Regions from separate parts of the Homo sapiens genome. Here region 2 is linked to region 1. The links are chromatin loops, found by intact Hi-C in ENCODE. Cell type or tissue: heart left ventricle. All regions are shown on one strand. Links, peaks and the distances in the headings refer to the core of each region. The heading gives the core; the rest is flanking DNA.

Region 1 (5,563 bases), core at 387-5,386:
GCCCACCCCACCCCATCTCTTTCCTCCAAGGGCCTTGCACTTCCTTGGCCTTCTGAGAGGAAGGTGAGCGAGGAGCACTAGCTTTCCCAGGCCCTTTCGGGTCCTCTGACCCATCTGGGTCTCAAGCCAGGAAGGACATGTCTGACCCCTTGGCCTGCCTCTCCCAGTAGCCCCCAAGTGTCTGAGCACTGTCCTCACAGCAGGTCTGACTGCTCTGCAAGCGGTCTCCTGCAGACCCCCTAGCACAGCGTCTGACTCAGCCCAGGAGTATACTGGTGGACAGGTGCTCGGCCTGTAGGCCTAGTGTGCTGGGCGCCCATTCAGGGCAGTGGTGTGAGGAGGAAAGGAGGCCCAGCCTGCTCTGGGGGTCTCCAATCTGCTGGGGGAGACCCAGCCCTTGGGGCAACCTTCAGTCTGATGTGGAAGACACAGCCTGTCTTTGGAGGTGGGGGCTTCAGTCTGTGGAGAGAGACACAGCCTGCCCTTGGAGGGCCTCCAGTCTAACGGAGGAGGCACAGCCTGCCCTTTGAGGGCCTCTAGTCTGATGAGGGAGACCCAGTCCCTGTTCTCAATATTGGGGGGAGTGGGGCCCGAGACAGGAAGAAGCCGAGAACAGAGAAAGAATGGGATGGGAGGGTGCAGGCCCTCAGCCCCCTGTTGGTCAGAGGACATTCTCTCAGTGCTGCCAGTAGGAGAATTGGGGCACACCAGGTAGGAGGCAGCTCAGGAAACAGGAGGCAGGGTAAACTGAGAGGGGTTTCCAAGGAAGAATCTTTTAATGAAAGGGTCTGGAGGGAGGGGAAGCCAGAAATTACAGGCAGGGGCCTGCGAGAGCAGAGAAGTGGCTGCCGGCTGCTGGCAGGGGAGGTGTGAGTGGCGCGGCCCCAGGGCACAGAGCTGCCCCTGTGAGCTGGGCCTGTGGGGCTCCTCCCAGGCTCTTCAGGCAGCTCAGGAGCACTTGAGACTTCAGGAGTGGGTAGGACTGGGGAGGCGTCATTGAAGACAGCAGCCCTTGCCTGTGTCCCGGCCACTTCCAACTCCGGGCAGCTGGCACCCTACCCCCTTGGAGGTGTGCAGTTGGAGAGCAGGCTGCTTCAGACGGGACCGTAGCTGTGCCCCTGCCAAGCTATGCAACCTTGCATAAGTCATGGAGCCTTCCTGGGCCTCAGTTACTTCATCTGTAAAATGGAATGAAAACAGTACCAGTGGGGAGTTAGCAGGAGGACAAACCGAGAACATTCAAGCGAAAGGGCCGTTTCACACGGTCTTGGCACGTGGCGAGGGCAGGGTGAACATTATTTGCTGTCATTGTAATAATTTACCTATCTTAAATCCGCATTGCTGTATATGTCGTTTATTTGGAAAATCAAGCTGCTCCCGGGGTCGGTGTTGTCAGTGGGTGTGGGGCATCGAGCCCACACTGCAGGTCTGCCATCCTCTCGCCTCACTGGAAGACAGCCTTCCTCCTGCCGACAGCTGTCCAGGAGCATGGGACGGATGGCCAAGGGAAGGACAGGGGCCCGGGTCAGGCCCTGCCTGGCTCTCACCTGTTCTTGCCCCTTGCCAGCCGTAGTGCAGTCAACTCCCAGCCCACAGAGCTCAGCTCTGGCGTGACCATCCCTGGGGCCCCAATGGCCACCAGGCTACAGCACGAGGCTGTGATGATTTAAGATTAGTTCTGGACCAGCTGCTGTAAAGAAGGGGATCAATATGGCCTTTCACCTGCTTTGCACACCTCGGGGGCATCAGGAGGGCTGTTGGCTGGAGGGAGGCGAGATGGAGGAAGGGGTGGCCAGGGAGCCTCTGCAGCAGGGGCCAGAGGGAGCACACGCCCCCATGTGCAGCCAGGGAAATGGAAAAGTTTCTGTTCGCTGCGCGGTGCGGGCAGCTTGCCTTCAGTACACACAACCATTCGGCACAGTAACAAGGTGATCGCTATGCGTATTTAATAAGCCATGCTCCTGCTGCTTGGAATACAGGGGAAGCCGGCTCCACCTTGGCGCTGGAGATCTGGAAATGGCTCCGTCTGGTTGCTGCTAACGACTGCTTGACCTGCTCCTGGGCTGCCCGGCTCCACGCTCACCACAGTGGCCACTGCATGGCCAGCCAGGCCTGGGGGAGCCGCCTGGAGCCGGGGCTGCTGCTGCTCTCTCACTGGCTGTGGTCTCGTATGTGTGCCTAGGGCTCAGCATCTGTGGGCTGTGCCTCGCGTGTGATGTCTGCAGCAGAATGCCTGCCTTCAGAGGAAGGGCATTCCTTGCTGGCAGCCATGTGGCAGAATCTGCCCCAGGCTTGAGAAAACCCCCTATGGGGTTTGAGATTCTTAGAGCCGTTCAATGCTCCAAGCCAGGAGACCCAGGCATGTGCTTTGGCTGAGGTTGTGGCTAGCATGGCCCAGGACCAAATGTGAAAACACAGGGGCTTAATCTAGGACTGTGTTACCTCTAAGGGGCTTTTTCTGACTCCTCCCACCCTCGGGAAGTAAACCAATGTATACTGAGCGATTCCTTTGGACCAGAAATGAGTTTTGCGCTTTACCTATAGGATCTCATTTAATCCTCAAATCACGCTTTGAGATGAATACGATTATTCCCACTTTACAGATGAGGAAACAGAGGCACAGAGAGGTTAAGTAACTTGCCCAAGGTCACACAGCTAGAAGAGGCAGGGTTGGGATTTGAACACAGGCATTCTGAGTCTTAACCCCTGTGCTTAACCCACCCACCTTGGTGGGCAGAAGTCTCAGTTTCCTTGGGGTGCCTGGGCCCCCCAAAGCTTTCTGTCTGCGTCAGATGTAACTCCCAGGAGCTCCTCTTGTTTCCATGAGCACGCCTTCCGGGCCGAGGACTGTGTTGTGTTCATCTTTGTTTCCACAGTGCCTGGATCACTGGCATCTAGCAGGGGCTCCCAATTCCAGGCTCTCTGTATGAGGTGCTGGAGGCACAGAAATGAGCAAGGTGGGCTCAGCAGTCCAGGAGCTCGGAGTCCAGTGTGCAGAGACAGAGCTGGGACTGTCAGCTTCCGCCCAGTGTCATGAGACCAGGGACAGGGAAAGCCCAGGGGAGGCGGGATCCCAGAGGAGGCGAGAGGGGTGCCAGACCCAGCTGGACGCAGGACAGGAGCAGGAGACAGTTGTCTGGAGGCCAGGATCCCCGAGCTCGGCTATGCGGGTGAGTTGGTGTGTGACTATGAAGGAAGAGGGGAAGTGATGTTCTGGCCAGAAGAAAGCACCGCGAGCCACGCCTAGGCCAGAGGCAGCCCGCAAGTGGCCAGAAGGCCTCCAAGGGTGGGGCGCCTGAGCTGAAGACTGCCTCCCTGAGGCCCACATGGCCTGGACTCTGCGCCTTGTCCAGCTGGTCCCTGCTGGGCTGCCTTGACCTGTTTTGTGCCACCATCCCCTGCAGAGCTGGCACCCGCGGTCTGTCTCTGGGTTTTACGCTTGCCCACCAACTGCTTGTTCAGCTCCTTGATCCCAGCAGAGGCAGAAGCGAGGCCTGTTAAATAATAATGTCGCTCACCGGGGCCCGTGTCAACACCGCGTCCTCCGCGTTCATGATCTAGATCGCACCGCCTTCAAAGTCTAATCCAGTCGTTTGGAGTTCATTTTAACCGATTGCTGGAGGGGGAAGCTGGCTGTGGGATGATTGTTGCATCTTAATTTAAAAAAACTTATTGGGAACAGGCTGATAGCAGGCCTGCGGCACATGAGGTGTGCTCGGCTGCATGGAGGGCCAGTGCCCTGCAAGGCTGCTCCCTGACAAGGTGTGAGCTGGCGTCTCTGCCACCCTGGCTTGTGGGAGGACAACAGTAGTGACAGCGTGGGGCGTTGGGGACCCGGCTGGGCTATGAATACACATTATGCTATTGGATCTCCGCAACGCTGAGGAGTGACCCGCTGGGCCCATTTTACAGATGGGGATGTGGACTAGAAGCCAGGCCCTTTGGCTTGCAGTGTGCAGCCATGCTGGCCCCTTCCCACCACCAGGCCTTCACCTCTGTTGTTCCCTCTGCCTGGAGCACTGTTCCCCTCCTGTGTGGCTCTTCTTTAGCTTGGGTCTCGGCTTAACTGCCGCCTCCTCAGTGAAGCCACCCTGACTGCTCCAGCCGAGTCATCCCTACCCCTTCATGGTCTCAGCACATCACCCGGCTTTATTGCCTTCAGAGTGTTGGTCACTTTCTGCAATTATCTCCTTGAGTGCAGTTGTCCGTCTGCACCGGCGCCTCACTGCCTTGTTAACCAGTGAGTCCCAGGGCCGGGCACGGCGCAGCCTCTCAGCCAGTTAGGGGTGAGTGTGCCGGCACCTTCCTCCGCCACGGCGGAGCCGCCTGTGCAGGGCGGTCGCAGGGCCCTCGCAGGACTCTGCAGGAAGGTGAGATTCGGGGGGTTAGGCATTCTTTCTGCGCTGGGGCAGTTAGGGAAGTGTCCTGGGAAGAACTGTGCCTTCAAGGAAGTAGGGCAGGGAGTCCCCTCCCAAGAGAAGGGAGGGAGGAATTCGCAGAAGGGGCTTGTCCAGAGGGTCTGTGGCCAGTGGGGATAGTCCCTGCCTGGATGGCAGCCGGGGACAGATGGACAACAGTGTCACTCAAGGGTGAGAACCCTGCCTGGACCTGCACCCGCACCAGCCTTGTGGTGTTTCTATGGCAACCCCCTTCCCCCAAGCAGATTTTCAGCCTCCCTGGTGCAGTTGCAAGAAGCACAGGCCTGGGTCCTTCCTGGAAAGTGCTGGAACTCAGGGCAAGTGGCGTCAGCATTTGGACCCCAGGCCTGGTTCCTGCCTTGAGGGGCTGTGGTGGGGTTAACTGGGGCAGCCCCTCCCCCATTAGACCCGGGCTTCCCATCCTTGGAGAAGCCTGTCTGGACCATTTCACCTCCTACATACACCACAGCTACATGCTGACATCCTGGGGCCGGTTATGGGATTAACCAGACTGAAGCTGAGTAGGGTGGGACTGGGCCTGGCTGGCTCCCATTGTTACCATCCTATCCCCATGGCCCAAGGCCAGGCCTGACGCAGAGCAGGTGCTCAGTAAAGGGTGGTTAAGGCCAGAAGCCCCTCAGGGAGATGGGCTCTGTCTGTAATGTTTCCCCAAGTGGGGGGTGGGGGCATTGCAGAGCAGCTGACCGAGGCTTGGTTTTAACCGGCTTCGGAGCATGAAGGTGCTTCCTGAAGCGCGTGCGGTCAGCAATCTGCTCTGCATCTGATGCCTCCTGCCGGTACCTCTGCACTGGCCTCTCATACCGGCTCTCATGCTTTTTGTCCCTAAGCAGGACAGAGAAGAAACTTCTCTGGGCTCCTGAACACCAACAGCCCCTTGATTTCCCCTGCCCACCCCCCGCCCCAGCCGCCTTCCCCACCCTTAATTTTCATGTTTAGTGCCTAAACTTAGTTTGCATGTATTAGCTGTTGTAAATCTATCATACGAGTGTGATGCGGCATGAATAATGCATCACTGGGCTGTATTAGTTTTCTGTCTCCTATCTTATTTATGACATGAAACGGGTGGGAATTTGCAAAAGAGAAATTCAGGCGCAGGGCTTCTTGGGTAATGGTATGCAAATTGG
Region 2 (5,563 bases), core at 132-5,131, 160 kb after region 1:
AACAGAGCAAGGCCCTGTCTCAAAAAAACAAACAAACAAAAAAACCCAACAGAAACCAACAAATTGCCCCACAAACATTTCCCAAGAACCTAGTGAATGCCTGGTGTGCCACTAAGCAGGGGAGCTCACGGAGGCCCCACCTGCAGACGGACATGCAGCAACCAACGTGCTTGGTGGAAAGGGGGTTACCAGGGAGACGTGGAATATTTGCTTATGGATTCCATAATTGCTGATACAGGCCATGTTCTGGCCCTCAGAGAGCTTCCATGAAGGGGTTAAGAAATAATTCCAGGTAGTGATGAGTTCTAGAACCATAATGAAATGGGATCATGGTGGACTGTTGGGGGTGGGGAACCTGTTTGAAGAGAGCGCTCAGGAAGGGCTTCTCTGACGGAGGTGATTTCAGCAGCAAGAGCGGCAAGAGGCAAATAGGATGGTGAGGTTGGAGGAGGCTGGGCCTTGTAGGCCTGGTAGGCTGTGGGGAGTGCTTGGATTCTACTTTAAATCAAGGATTGGCAACCCAGTGAGCCAAATCCGGCCCACCACCTATTTTGTAAATAAAGTTTTATTGGAACATAGCCACACACATTCATTTATATGTTATGTAAGATAGAAAGAGAGAGGAAAGAAAAAAGAACATATGCTCATTGCCTGGTAGGTAAAGCCCTATTATTATTTTTTAAATAAAAACTTTCCAAACATGAAGACAAAACAGGAATTCTGATATTTAGGGTTTGGCAGAGTGTGCTTTCATACGACAGCATCTGAGTTAAGTTGTTGCAGCAGAGACTGTTTGAGACCATACATCAAGTTAAAGGCTAAAATATTTACTATTGTAGGTTTACTAGGTAAAATACGTGATGCCTAGTTAGACTTGAGTTTCAGATAAATTACAAATAATGTCTTAGTATTTAAGTATGTTTCATATTGCATGGGGCATACTTACACTACAATATTATTTATTATTGATCTGACATTCACATGTAACTGGGCATCCTGTAGTTTTATTTGCTGAATTTGGCAACCCTTACTGTCTATCCCTTTACAGAAAATGCTTGCCAGCCACTGCTCTAAGTGAATAGGAAGTTCCTGGGGAGTTTTAAATGGAGAGTTTTAAATGGGGGAGTTGTATCTGATTTTCTATTTGAAAAAGAGGACCTTGGCTGCTATTTTGAGAAATGGCTGGTGGGGGGACAATTTTCTGAGAGTAGTAATGGAGGGAGCCCCCTCCCACTGAGGGGAGACGATGGGCTTGTGGGGGCTTGAAGAGGTGAGTAAGTGGCTGGGACCACAGAAGGGTTGACTGTTAGGATCTTTCTGCTTCTATGGGATTAGAACCTTGGGGAGGCTGCCAGAGCTGAGGAATGGGGGGCAGGGGGGCTTTGTAAAGATTCAGGGGGTGAGGAGCAGGGGGAGAAAACCAGCCCAGGGACTCTGGCAAACCCTAAATACCAGAATTCCGGGTTTGTCTTGACGTTTGTAAGGTTTTTATTTAAAAGAAAAAATAAGGCTTTTCCTGCCAGGCAGTGAGCATCTTTTCCCTTTTTTTCTTTTTTCTTTTCTTTTCTTTTCTTCCTTCCTTTCCTTTTTCCTTCGTTCTGGCGTCTTTTTTCTTGTCTGTCTTATCTTTCTGGTCTGTCTTTTCCAGTCTTCCTCCACTGTTTGGAGACAGTGGTGAATACGCAACACTTGTTTCTTTTCTAATCTGTTCTTCCTTCTAAAGAGGCGGTTCAGGCTGCACATGTGACCCGTGGCCATGTTGCTCCTGCAGCCAGTGTCCCAGAACCATTTCTTGCAGCCACAGAGCTCTTCTCACCTCTTCACCGAAGTGGTCTTCTGAACAGCCACGACCAGACAAGCTCCTGAGGGCAAACCCAGCTCCCCTTCTAATCCTCCAGAGCTGCTGCATTATCCTCACTGCATAAGCTCCAGGGGCCCTGGGCGCAGCATCCTGGGGCAGCCCGAGAGTCCCCCCGAGGATGGGGCTCTGTGCTGACTTCAGCTTTGACTGCTGAGCAGGCTGGGGGGAAATGCACTGAGTGAATTCTCCCTCGTTGCAGATCCTGTTTGAGTTGCTGCATGTCCCATCGGTCCTCCTGGCCGACCAGCTGCAGATGTCCCTGTATGCCTCTGGCCTCCTGACCGGAGTGGTGGTTGATTCTGGCTATGGCCTGACCCGCGTGCAGCCTTTCCACCAGGGCCGCCCCTTGCCCGCCAGCGGCAAGACGCTGGAGTTCGCCGGCCAGGATCTCTCCGCCTATCTCCTCAAGAGTCTCTTTAAGGAAGATTGCGATAGACGCTGCCTGTTTCAGCTGGAGACAGTCGCCGTGACTCAGATGAACAAGTGCTACGTGCCGCAGAATCTGGGGGAGGCCCTGGACTTTCGTGAGAGGCAGCAGAGTGCCTTGGATGAGAGCAACACCTATCAGCTCCCAGACGGCTCCCGCGTGGAGCTGACCCCCATGCAGCGGGTGGCTCCTGAGATGTTCTTTAGCCCGCAGGTGTTCGAGCAGCCGGGGCCCAGCATCCCACGGGCCATTGTGGAATCCGTGGAGTCCTGCGAGATCTCCCTGCGCCCCCTGCTGGTCTCCCACGTGATGGCCTGCGGGGGCAACACCCTCTATCCCGGGTTCACAAAGCGCCTGTTCAGGGAGCTGATGGGGGATCACGTCTCCTCCACCAAGGCCACAGTCTGGGAGGGTTCCAATAGAAACTTTAGTGTCTGGCTAGGAGCGTCCGTGGTGGCTCACCTTTCTACCTACCAGTCTGAGTGGATGTCCCGAGAGGAGTATGGTGAGCATATGAGGATGTGACCCTACTGGCTCACTCCTGAGAATGGGCTCCTGTTAGATGGGCACGGGCGGATTAATTTTAGCAAAATGTTCTGGGTGGGGGTAGAATGAGGTGGGGTGGGGTGAGCTGGCTTTGGAATTCTAGGGGCATGAGGGTATTTTTTAGGTTCTAAGGTTTTATCTTGTTGCAAGAGTGGGACCTACCCAAGGGGGAAGACAAGATGTCATCCTTGGAAACCCTGCAGGGGACAGTTTTTCCAGGGTGGCCTATCATTGGGGTATGAGTGGCTGACTGCCATCTCCATGCCTGAGAGCCACTGATTTTTCATTGGCATTTCCCCTGGTTTGTCTCATTCTTCTTGGTTGAGTAGGTTTTAACTGGGGTAGCACTCCTGCTAGGAGTCCCAATTATTTTTGACTAGGGGATGGGGGACAGTTGACATTTCTGGTCCTACAGGCCCTTTCTGGCCAGGGAGGCATTGCTGCAGGTGAGCCTGGGATGCCCTTGCCACCCGTGGTTGGATCTTGTTTTATATCTGCAAATAAATAGCTTGTTTGGAAGCAATGCTGGCTCCTGTGATGGATGGGGGTAGGGTGCGCAGCCCCTTGGGGAGACTTAGGGAGTGTAAGTGTGAGAGAGCCAGGTGGGGGCCAGGGCGGGCTCTGAGGTGTCTGGGGCCTATGAACAGTGGCTGCCACTGAGCAGAATAGGCAAGGGTCTGGACCCCGTGTTCTTTCACTGCCACATTCTATCCATCCATCCCAGGTGTCCCAATATTCTGTTTAAAGTTTCCCTTCTTATTCGTATTTGTTTGGTATATATCTGATGCATATTCAAGTACCTAGCATGTTTTAGGAGCTGTGCTGGACCTTGGGGACTTGAGAAAGATGTACAAGGTTTCTGGTTTCAAGCTTACAGCCTCCTGTGGGATCTATTGTAGACAGTATATAAGTAAACATATTTCTGATGATGAAGAATGAAATGAATCAAATGTGACACGGTCATGTGATCTGGAGGTGGAGGGATGGCCACTTTCAATGGAGTGGACTGAGATGAGGTTGCTAGGGACCATCAGTAACTGTGTCTTCTCCTTCCACGGCACACTGTGAGGCAATGCTCCCAAGTCTCCAGCAGTTATATAGGGCCAGGTGGCTGAGTTCTGGCTCAGTTGGCATGCACCTGACCTTAAAAATACTCCTTCACAGCCTGTGGGATGGGTCAATGGGGAGGACGTGTAAGCCCTAGGGGATGGATGGCAAATGCTGCAGATGGAAGGAGCCTGAGTGCCTAGGTGGAGCAGAAACCCCTGCCCAACCCCACCAACACTAGCCTGTGGCATGAGGAATCTATGTTCAGCCACTGAGAGTGTGGGGATGTTTGTTACAGCAACTGTTTTGCTTACTCTGACTAATACAGAGAAGGGAGCCACAATATACTATTTATTTAATAAAATGTGTTTTCTGTTAAGTGCCAGAACTGGGGTTTGAACCCAGCCTGGACTCTCAACCACAGTGTTATCCAGCTGTTTCTGAAAGGGATTCTTGGCTCCTTAATGTTAAGAGCTGGAATAGAGTAACAAGTGTAGTTTGGAAGACTGAAGCTCAAGGAACCCAGATATCTCAGGGCAAGTAGAGGAATTTGGAGGGCAGAGTCCAACTCACCTTGTCTTTGAACACATGAGCCATATTCTCATGTGTTTGCTCCCACACTTGAAGCATCAGCAGTCCCCAGGGAAAAGAGTGGGGGCCTGGAATAACAATTCTTAGGTAGACCAACTCAGAACCAGCCTGGTGCAAGCCCCAGACTTGGTGTCAGATTGAGTTTCAGGCTGGCCCTATCATGAGCTGAGCTGCCTTGGGCAAGTTATTTAACCTCTTTGAGTCTATCAAGTATAAAATAGGAAGTAATAACCACCTTCTCTCAGAGATTTGGAGTTGAAGATGAACTAAGATAGGGGATGAGAACTCACTTTGAAGCTGTGACGTGCTACTGAGGTAAGAGAAATGACTTTCAAGCTTTTAAGTTGATGTCACTCGCCTATTAAACATGAGTGTTAATAACAATGGCAGCTACCATCGCTTGCCAGGCGTTGTGGTGAGAGCTTTACAAATGGAATCACATTTAATCCTCACGTGCACACTGTGAAATGAGTGACGTTTGTCTCCACTTACAAATAAGAAAACCAAAGATGAGCGATGTTAAACACTTGTTCAAGTTCACACTCAAGTTCAAGCTAATCATGATTTGTCAGAGTTAGGAATGGATTCAGCATTCCTAGAACACTAGGCTAAAAGTGGCTGAAACAGATTTATTTGTCTCAGGCAACAAGTAGACACTCCAGGTGAACAGTGTCAAATCTACATCACCAAGGTCTCTCTTTTTCTTTCCATTTCTCCACCTTCAGCATGTAGGCTTGTTGGATTGTGGTCACAAAACAGCTGTGGCAGCTCCAGGCATCACCCCCTATATTTCCTGCAGGAAAAGGAAGCATGAAGGGAGTGTCTTATCTGGGTCTGTCACTTGCTATTAGAAAGTTGTCACCTAGCAGATTTCTGTTTGGCTCATTACTTGGAGGTAGCTGAAATAGGTGACACACAGGTTTGAGTGAGCTGATTCACAGTGTCTGTTCCTTGGCAGAGGAGGGCTTTGAATCTAGGTCTGTCCATACTAAAGCCTGTGTTATCACCGATAGTGGCAGGCTGCCTTCTCAGCTTTCTGGGCCTTCTTGGTTCCCTTGGCCTGAGATGCGGATGTGTGATTTTTTCCAGGC

The links. Hi-C counts contacts between places; a loop is a spot of excess contacts. Peaks named below come from ENCODE experiments on the same cell type or tissue, not always from the same donor. Only the 100,000 strongest peaks of a DNase experiment are listed, where the experiment ranks them.
Region 2: a loop joins it to region 1, with 3 times the contacts of the local background. A loop is called at or near these places in 50 of 110 quality-filtered maps.

What each region holds. Positions count from the first base shown.
Region 1 is chr1:17,666,861-17,672,423 of GRCh38, forward strand. The region is part of intron 26 of ARHGEF10L (Rho guanine nucleotide exchange factor 10 like); the gene reads left to right. Among named protein-coding and RNA genes, the nearest start is that of LINC02810, 48 kb to the right of the region's middle. RefSeq lists an enhancer at 1-689. In heart left ventricle, for the core only: no CTCF peak of the experiment used is centred there; a DNase peak (open chromatin) is centred at 3,138.
Region 2 is chr1:17,823,707-17,829,269 of GRCh38, forward strand. It overlaps ACTL8 (actin like 8), which reads left to right. Exons shown (of 3, transcript NM_030812.3): 3 at 2,061-3,357. The coding sequence ends at 2,813. Among named protein-coding and RNA genes, the nearest start is that of ACTL8, 71 kb to the left of the region's middle. RefSeq lists an enhancer at 2,322-2,911. In heart left ventricle, for the core only: a CTCF peak has its summit at 2,595 (motif pointing left); a DNase peak (open chromatin) is centred at 2,565; H3K27me3 peaks cover 79 bases.